2 separate regions of the Homo sapiens genome follow, and region 1 is linked to region 2. The links are chromatin contacts, found by Hi-C or POLR2A ChIA-PET in ENCODE. All regions are on one chromosome and are shown on one strand. The core of a region is the stretch at or near the end of the contact, and the rest is flanking DNA. Distances in the headings are between cores, read along the strand shown. Region 1 holds the start of ULK2 (unc-51 like autophagy activating kinase 2). Region 2 holds the start of B9D1 (B9 domain containing 1).

The links. Hi-C counts contacts between places; a loop is a spot of excess contacts on that map. ChIA-PET counts read pairs that join two places held with the same protein, here RNA polymerase II (POLR2A). Pooled maps may share reads with other maps.
Region 1: a loop to region 2 is called in a map of naive thymus-derived CD4-positive, alpha-beta T cell, with 6 times the contacts of the local background. The contact joins the promoter of ULK2 here to the promoter of B9D1 in region 2. A Hi-C loop is called at or near these places in 1 of 168 maps with a recorded cell type or tissue (naive thymus-derived CD4-positive, alpha-beta T cell) and 8 of 50 pooled maps. POLR2A ChIA-PET finds 5 or more read pairs at or near these places in 2 of 52 experiments (activated CD8-positive, alpha-beta memory T cell and activated naive CD4-positive, alpha-beta T cell).

The regions. Positions count from the first base shown.
Region 1 is chr17:19,864,878-19,869,421 of GRCh38, reverse strand. It overlaps ULK2 (unc-51 like autophagy activating kinase 2), which reads left to right and starts at 1,486. Exons shown (of 27, transcript NM_014683.4): 1 at 1,486-2,094; 2 at 3,594-3,686. The coding sequence starts at 2,005. RefSeq lists silencers at 1,433-2,022, 2,103-2,282 and an enhancer at 1,861-2,369.
Region 2 is chr17:19,360,310-19,364,944 of GRCh38, reverse strand. It overlaps B9D1 (B9 domain containing 1), which reads left to right and starts at 2,222. Exons shown (of 7, transcript NM_015681.6): 1 at 2,222-2,438; 2 at 4,557-4,625. The coding sequence starts at 2,376. It overlaps LOC105371573 (a long non-coding RNA gene), which reads right to left and starts at 2,168. Exons shown (of 3, transcript XR_934302.4): 1 at 1,774-2,168; 2 at 1,435-1,465. RefSeq lists enhancers at 1,753-1,822, 1,379-2,163, 2,623-2,762 and a silencer at 2,313-2,582.

The DNA of each region.
Region 1 (4,544 bases), core at 237-2,736, 510 kb before region 2:
CCTGGGCAACAGAGCAAGACTCTGTCTCAAAACAAAAAACAGGCCGGGCGTGGTGGCTCACGCCTGTAATCCCAGCACTTTGAGAGGCCGAGACAGGCTGATCCCTTGAAGTTGGGAGTTTGAGACCAGCCTGGCCAACATGGTGAAACCCCATCTCTACTAAGATACAAAAATTAGCTGGGCGTGGTGGTGCGTGCCTGTAATTCTAGCTGCTTGGGAGGCTCAGGCAGCAGAATCACTTGCACTTGGGAGGCAGAGGTTGCAGTGAACCAAGATTGTGCTACCGCACTCCAGCCTGGGTGACAGAGTAAGATTCTGTCTCAAAAAAAAAAAAAAAAAAAAAAGTAAACAAAAAAATAGACTGTAGAGAATCTTTCAGTGAGGTAAGGAATCATCTCCATCCATTTTTGGGTGTATGTGCAAACTTGCTTAAGTTGCTGTCAACTTTTGAAGGCTCCAGATTTTCAGTGTCTAACACAACCACCTGGGCCAGATGTAAGTAAGGACAGGATAACGTAAGCGTGCACAGTAGCAGAAGCAGAAACTCAAGGCCCTACGTTTTGAGCGTGTGAGGAAGGAGCGTTCTCTCAGAATCCTGGAGCTGACTCTGTCATGGTTCAGAGATCAGCTTGCAGGGACAGGCAGTGGCAGTCGAGGTGGTGACAGACCCCAAAAGCACATACCCTATACAACCGAACACACACTCAAGTGTGGAGCCTGCGTATTCCATGGTAGTTTCAAGCATATTGTTTATTAAATGGTTTCATAAGACACTTCTTTGCGGGAAACCTGACAATCTGTTCCTTGTCACTTGGACAGCTTTAACAATCAGGTAGAAAAGAAAGCTCCCTTCGGCCATGTGAAGTAAGCCCGAGGTCAAACTAGCCTGACACTAGGAGCTCCCAGGAGAACCTTGAAAACGTGTGCGATTCTGAGTCGGTGTGCAGAAACGATTCTCTGCGAAGAGGGCCCTGAGCTGTCACCAGCTTCTCGCAGTCAAGGGACCCCCAAAAGGTGCAGAATCCCGCCTGTCACCGTCCCTCTAGGGATCCTAAGCGAGTAAACCCCGAGAGGCGTCCGAAGGCTGGCAGTTTGGCAGCGTGAACTCTGGTTTTCCAGAGCGCGGGCAAAGCCTGGAGTAGCAGTTGCTCCTTTGCTCTGGCAGGAATCTGGGGGTCTACCCTGCGCAGATAATCCCGTCCTGCCTGCAGCTGGGGTTCAAGACCCGCTTCTCTGAAGTCCGCCTCCCAGCGGCCTGGAGCCCGGGGCGTGGTCGGCTCGAATCTGCTCCCCAGGCCCAGAACGGAGCCCGCAGCCCGTAACCCGCTGTGGCCGCAGCGGGTCGCGCCCTTCGTCCCCGCCTCAGGAGCGGCCGAGGATCTGCCCAGCTGCGGGCGCCAAGCCCTGGCCGCACTCCTTTCCCCGGCGGAGGGAGCCGGCTGGCGCTGCGGCCTTCAAGGCGCGCGGACGTCGCGGAGGGCAGCCAGTCGCGCGGGAGCGGGTAGCGCGCGCGAGGGCGTTGGGCGCCGCCGCGAGGCGGGGAAGCGCGGGGCCGCGGCGGTGCGGGTTCTAGGGCGGCGGCCGTCGCCGTCGCAGCAGCGCCCCGAGCGGGGAGGGCCGAGGAGGCCCGACGAGCTGGGGATGGAGAGTACCGGGCCCCTCACTGCCTCAGAGCGCGTGTGCGGCTCTGGGCGCGCACAGTGACGGTGACGGCACCCCTGGCCCGGCAGCGCCGAGGCCGCTTCGCCAGACAGCCAGCGGCCGGCGGCAGGCCGGGCCATGAGCGGCAGGGGCCGGGCCGGGCCTCGCTGACCCTGGCTCCGCGCGGCAGCTTCCCCAGTTTCCGCTCCGGTCTCTCGGCATGAGAGTCCGCCCGGGCCCGGGGCTGCGGCTGCCCCAGACCCGCCGCACGCTGGCGCGCTCCGGGCCCGCGGAGCCGCGGTGCTGATACCTGCGCCGCACTGCGCCGCCCGCCCGTCCGCTGTGTGCCCCGGGGGCGCGGCCATGGAGGTGGTGGGTGACTTCGAGTACAGCAAGAGGGATCTCGTGGGACACGGGGCCTTCGCCGTGGTCTTCCGGGGGCGGCACCGCCAGGTGAGCGCCGGCCGGGGCGAGGCCGGGCCCCGGGCGGCAGGCACGGGGCTAGGTGGTTCTGAAACTTGGCGCAGCCGCGAGCCGAGACCCCCGACTCGGCTAGCCGCCCGGGTATGCTATTGTGCGCGCAGCCCGTCTCGCCGTTTGTTTTGGTCCTGTGAGGGTTGTTGTGAGGCCCAAGCCTCTGGCAGCGCTCCGCCTACCGACCGGCTGCTGCTGATCCTCCTGTGTGCCCGGGGCCCACCCCGCGGTCCGCCCGCAGGAGCGTTTGCACCCAGGTTACCCTGGACCCAAAATAGACGGTACTGCACCGTGCAGACTCGAGGGTTGGGCGTGAATGGACCTTTGGTTTTTTTCCCCGTGCCCAGGGCTGGTCACTTTTGAGGTTGATAATTACAGACCCAGCGGAAAATGGGCGGATGTCCCATTAGCCTCAGGCTTTCGCAGCCTGGGAGGTGTCACCTTTCCCAGCACTGGTCCCCTGCACCCCGAAGAGCCCCCGTACCGTTTTCCCCCCCGGAGTCAGATAGACGAGCTCCGGGTGAGAAAGGTGGTTGGACAATTCATTTTCAATCACCTTGAACATGAAATCACCTTTAAGCCTTAAAAAAATTGTTTTAAGCCTTTGCTGTTTCGCAAGTACAGTTACACGAGGTTTTAGAATCTAAAGAATTTGGAAAGGCATATCGGGAGTGGAAATAATCTTAAAGGGTGTGGCAGTTCTGATTGTTGCCCAAGGGGCGTGTTAAAAGTGGGCTGACTTTGTTGCTTATCGGATGAAGTAATGCTACTTTTCTTATTTATTTATTTATTTATTTTTGAGACAGAGTCTCGCTTTGTCGCCGAGGCTGGAGTGCCGTGGCGAGATCTCCGCTCACTGCAACCGCTGCCTCCCGGGCTCAAGCGATTCTCCTGCCTCAGCCTCCTGAGTAGCTGGGATTACAGGTGCCCGCCACCACGCCCGCCTAATTTTTTTTTTTTTGTATTTTTAGTAGAGATGGGGTTTCACCACGTTGGCCAGTGTGGTCTTGAACTCCTGACCTCAGGTGATCCGATCTGCCCGCCTCAGCCTCCCAAAGTGCTGGGATTACAGGTGTGAGCCACGGCTCCCGGCCTACTTTTCATTTATTAGGAAAATAATTTAGAACTCAAGCACGGTGTAATCCTTCCAAGCTAACAAATAACTTTTCAATTAACTGTATCACCTTCCAAGTTTATTTCTACATTTGTCCATAACTTTGAAGTGGTTGTGAACTGTTCTTTTTTCATTTAATGTTAGTTACCATGTGGACTTCATATTTGTTATTTTTAGAAGTTGTGTTGTAGGATCTTGGCATATTGCACTATAATTTATGAAATCACTTTCCAATTATTGAAAATAATTCCATTTTTCCCCAATGCCGTACATTTATTTGCCAAAAACACCTTCGCGCTTGTAAATTTTTTTCTGTTATTTATGTGGAATGGTATCTAGGAGTAACACTGTTTTTCCTTTTCAGAAAACTGATTGGGAGGTAGCTATTAAAAGTATTAATAAAAAGAACTTGTCAAAATCACAAATACTGCTTGGAAAGGAAATTAAAATCTTAAAGGTATGTTACTTTATGTAGTAGTATTCATATAAGGTTAAAACTTAATTTAAATGAATACATGCTGCCATCCTTTTCAATTTTGGTAGTTGGGTCCAAGTTTGAGAATTTTCAACTGTTGCTCTCCTTTTTGCATGCTCACTTTTTTAAAACATTGAGTACTCGGAAGCTATTTTTAAGAACCAAAGCTCAGAGGGATTCTGTGAAGACTGAGTTTAGCTTCTCATCATTTCTCTTTTTCCTAGTGACTGTGTTGTTGTTTGAGAAGAGGGCCAGGCAGACCCATCTTGTACATTGTTTTTACCTCTCCTGTTGTCCCCTTTCATGTTACTACTAAGTTTTTTGGGGGGAGTAGGGGTGCTTGGGGTCTTTCTTTAAATTGAAGAAAGTTATATTCCTTGGAGGTGGCCTTTTTAGATCACTCACAACCAGTGTTATCTAAGTGGGATGGTTTGAGAAGATGGTTGAGTACGTTTGGAAAACCCCATTTACTAAATACTTCTTGGAGAGTCACAAAGCCTATGGCTCATTAAAGAAAGTCTGAAAAATTCTACAATGAAGAAACTTGTTTCAAAGTACTTAACCTGGTGTTTTCCAAACTAATACAAGCGTGGAACCCTCATTTAACACCCGATTTCCTCAAAACTGCTTCCTGTGGAGAGCTCTTTTTTAAGAATTGTAGCTCTTTGAGCTAAAAATCATATTTTCTTTCAGTGAGATAATGTGCTTTTTGTTTGATCAGGCACATTTCTTATTCTTTAATTGAATTTTTATAGTCTTAATATAAGTATAATACTAGAAGTGTATGTGTATACTTTAATTTTATTTACATATTAAAATATAGTAAAGTCATTAGAATAC
Region 2 (4,635 bases), core at 973-3,472:
ATGGCCATAGGCATGCAGGGAAGAGGGCTGGCGCTGACACCTGCTCTGCTCAAGCCAGCTTCCAGCCTCACCCCTGCCCAATGGCTGACAGCCCCGCCTGCCCAATGTGCTGGAAGCTTCCCTGAGGGGACTGCGTGGGAGTGTACCAGAGGACAGAGCTGTACTAAGAGTGAGGTGGGAGCGAGGAATGTCTAGGAGCCCAGGAAGGCATCTGGGGGTGGAGAGACTTGGCACAGGCACAGGCAGGGAAGCTCAGCAATATATGTTAACAACCAGCATGGCTGGACTGGTGCAGATCGGCTGGATGTCAGCTGGGCTGAGGGTCTGCCCCACCCCATTGCAGATCCCTACATCCCACCCCAAGAGCTGCAGAGTGTCCTGCTGAGATCGCTGTGTGTCAGCATCTGCAGAAACTACCTTCTCCTCCAACCTGACTGTCCTGACCTGAAGGACAGCCTGCCCAAGGACTTCTAGTACACCAGGCTCTCCACTGGGCCCTTGAACTGGTGGTAAGGATTCCAGCAGGCCCTATGCAAGCCCCTATGCAAGCCCCTGAGACCCCTCTCCTAAAGTCGCTTCTAATGCCACTAGACTTGTTAAAGTTAGGCCTGGTCACCCTCCCATCCTATCCTGGAGTCTTCCATTCCCCAACACCCAGGGGTCGGGCTTATTTGTACCCCTGAAGGCCACCCTAGAACTTCCCACCCCTTGGGGAGACTCCCCCATTATGTCCTATTTGAATGTGGGGCCACCTTTGGTATAGCCAGGTCTTAAACTACTGGGAGCCCCCAGTTATTCGATAACTACAAGCATTTTGCTGAAAACTAACTTGTGTGCAACACCGAGCCTCAAAGGCCAAAGGGAGGAAATAATTGGGTGAGACTGATAGAATGTGTGGGAGAAAGCACTTTAACTGGAAAGAGATGGACAGAGCGGGGGAAGAAGGGAGTATGACCCCCTCTCCAGGAGGGGAAATGGGCCCTGTCTTGGGCTCTGGGTGCAGCACTTGGGCCACCAGCCCACCCATCCCCTCCCCCAGCTGCTCTTGTCAGATGTGTGAACTGGTTACCCGCTGCCTCCCTCCCCTGATCAAATATCTTTGCTCACTAGGCAGGGGGTGGTTCAGTGGGTGCAGGCTGGGCTGAGACTGCTCCTTCCCTCCCTCGTGCAGATGGTTGATGGGACTCCCCTAGTCTGCTCCCAAGCTAGAAGCTGCAGAATGTGATGACCTGGGGTCCCTGCTCGGAGCCTGGCCTCCCGGGAGTCTACACACCTGTGAATCCCTTCATTTCCTGGATCCAAGATAATGTCTCCAACGTCTCCTTTGACACCTCTGCCAACAGATGCTGTTGGGGCTGGCCCAGGACAAGACAGAGGCAGTGAGGGTTGTTAGCCTCTGGAGTCCTGGGTTTGAATCCTGACTTAGCTACTTACCTGCCTTTGCCATCTGAATCTGTTTCCTCCTCTGTAAAATGGAGATGTCTTCAATTATTCATTTATCAACAAGTTAGTAGTTACCAAGTGCTTACTCTGTGACAGGCCACTAAGATACAAGACTGTATCTTGACAGATTCGTGGATTTTGGCTAGCAACTCCCCTGAGCGCTGGCTGATTGGGGTGCCAGGCGCCGCCCGCTGCGGGCCTCAGTTTCCCCAGCTTCGAACTAAAGAGCGATGGCTTGGATGTAAGGATTCTTGAGGTCCCTCCCAAGTTTGTTTAATAAACTTTTTCGAGGGCAAGCGTCTCCAAGCCACAGGGGCGCATCCTTTTCACCTGCTTGGACGCTGCTTGGCCCCAGCTGGGGAGGCTCCTCCGAGCACCCGGCATTCCAGAGTTAGCCCCGACAGCTGTGGTCACGTCGCCCGTGCTCTGCAGCGCCTCCCTCCGCGTCCTCGCGGTGGGGCCACAGCGACATCTAGTGGCTGAATGTATTTTAAACACTCGGCTTGCTGAGGGCGTGAGTCGGAGCGCTGCTCCCCAGGACTCAGCTCTCATTCGCCTCTGCGCTTCGGCGGGGACGGGGAGCCGGGCCGAGTCAGAGTGAACACACACTCCCTGCGCGTGCAACTGAGTCGAGCGGTAGGGCTGGCTTTACCCGACAGGTCAACGCTCCCGCCCCAGCTCTCGGTCATACCTGCCCTAAGGAGGGGTGGAGCCTCGGCGTGGATCCCCGCCCCTTGTGCCCCGCCCCCTTATAACGGCGCCCGTTCACTGCGCCTGCGCATGCCACACGCGCACTCGCGTGGCCTTCGCGAAGGTGTCGCTGCCAAGAAACGTGTCCTGCGCGCTACGCCGTCTGTTTCTAGGGCAACGCCGGCGTCTCTTAGCAACCGCGCGCGGCCTAGGTGGGTCCCCCCGGCACCCCCAGACCTGCCATGGCGACCGCGAGTCCTAGCGTCTTTCTACTCATGGTCAACGGGCAGGTGGAGAGCGCCCAGGTGAGCGGCCGTGGACCCCGCCGGGGCCCGCCCCCCAGCGTCCCCCGGGGCCCTTCCCGCAACCCCCCGGGCTGCCCTGTGGCCCCCGGAGAGCCACGTCATTCCTCTGAGCCTCTCGGTTAGGCGGGGGAGGGGAGCCAGCATTGGAGAGCTTGGCGCGAGGTTGCCCGGATCCTGAGTCCCGATGTGCAGGAATAGAAGCAGACCTCGAGATGTTGAGCTAGTACCGAGGTCACACTCGGGCAAGCCTGTGGGCCCTCGCACGGGTCATGCCCACTTGCTTGGATCACTGGCAGGAGCCTCCTGGGGTTAACGCGAGGAGCCGAGGCTTGGCCGAGTTTCCAGCATTTGCGCTGTGTCCCGTGTGGAGTTACTGTCCCGCGTTCTGAATCCCCAGATCCTTGAACTCGGGTTCGAATCCAACCATCCAACAATGGTGGTGGCCTGGAATTGACCCAAGGAAGGTGTGCCTGCTAGGCCCGAGGGACGCTATTCCCCATCCCCCTACACTTTAGAGGAATCATTTATTGTAAATATAAACCAACGCTCACCAAGTCCTCAATATGTCCCAAAGTCGGTGCTCCGCACTGGTCCACCCTTACAGCCTTACCAGATAGGCACTACTAACACCCCCATTTTACAGCTGGGGAAATATACCAAAGGAACTGGCCTGTCTGGGAATTGAACCCACGCCTATCTGACCTCAAAGCTTCACTACACTGTCCTTCCAGGCTGTTGGAGGTGGTGTTTATTATTATTTTATAATATTATTGTGAGGATTGACTGAGACGGTTTGGGTAAGGCTCTGACAGGGCCTGATGCTTTGTAGGTGTCTCCTGCCTTCCTATTTCATCAGGGATACTACTCCATGCTCCCACCCTGTCCGCCTCTGCCTTAGCCTAGTGCCTAAGACCGTCTTTCCCCACTCTCCTGTCCTTTCCTATTAGGGGCTCTCGGCTGGGCTGAGTCACATGTGTCTGTGCTCTCAGCATCAGCGACCCCCCCGCCACACACACACTGACAGTCACACTGTTCCTCCCTGCTCTGCTCTCAGCACCTCCCTCTTTTCAGGGCCTCAGCTCCAGCCTTGCATATGATGGCTTCCTGGGTTCTCAGACCTTTCACTTCAGCACCATTCCCTTACACCAGTGGTCCTCAACCTTTTTGGCACCAGGGACTGGTTTTGTGGAAAACCAGGTGGCGAGGGATGGTTTTGGGATGATTTGGGGACATTACATTTATTGTGCACTTTATTTCTATTATTACCTTGTAAATAATAATGAAATAATTATACAACTCACCATAATGTAGAATCAGTGGGAGCCCTGAGTTTGCTTTCCTGCAACTAGATGGTCCCATCTGGGTGTGATGGGAGACAGTGACAGATCATCATGCGTTAGATTCTCATAAGGAACATGCAACCTAGATCCCCCACATGTGCAGTTCACAGTAGGGTTCGTGCTCCTATGAGAATCTAATGCCGCCACTGATCTGACAAGGAGGTGGAGCTCCCGTGGTCATGCGAGCAATGGGGAGCAGCTGTAAATACAGTTGAAGCTTTGCTTGCTCGCCTGCTCCTCACCTCTTGCTGTGTGGACCCGTTCCTAACAGGCCACGGACTGGTTGAGGACCCCTGCCTTAGACCTTATCTGTGCCCAGCCCTGTGCCAGGCAGTGGGGACACAGAAAGGCATTAAATCTCTTCTCTACTCATGGTCTAGAGGAACTGACAGACTTAGACACAGGCAATCATTGCTTTTATGGAGGGAAGCACGGGGCTAAGGGAGCCAAGAGGAGACCTTAAACCAGCTTGAGAGTTAGAGCAGGCTCCCTGAAGGGTAAGTTTTGAAGGGTGAGCAGGAGTTTTCCGGATGAAGTAGGAAGGACAAATCAGACAAGGCAGAGCCTGAGCAAAAGCCAGGGGCCGTGGCACCTGGGAGTCTCCCGTGGACTCCCGCTTCTTGGTCCTCAGCCTCTCCTCTGAACACATCTCCAGCCGTCTCTTAGACCCACTCCCAGGTGTCTCACGTTCAGAATTCCCCTTGGCTGCACCTGCCTAGCAAATGCATTGGCCTCAGCATGAATACCAGTCGACAGAATCTGTCTGTGCTTTTTTCAGTTTCCAGAGTATGATGACCTCTACTGCAAGTACTGCTTTGTGTACGGCCAGGACTGGGCCCCCACAGCGGTAAGCTGGA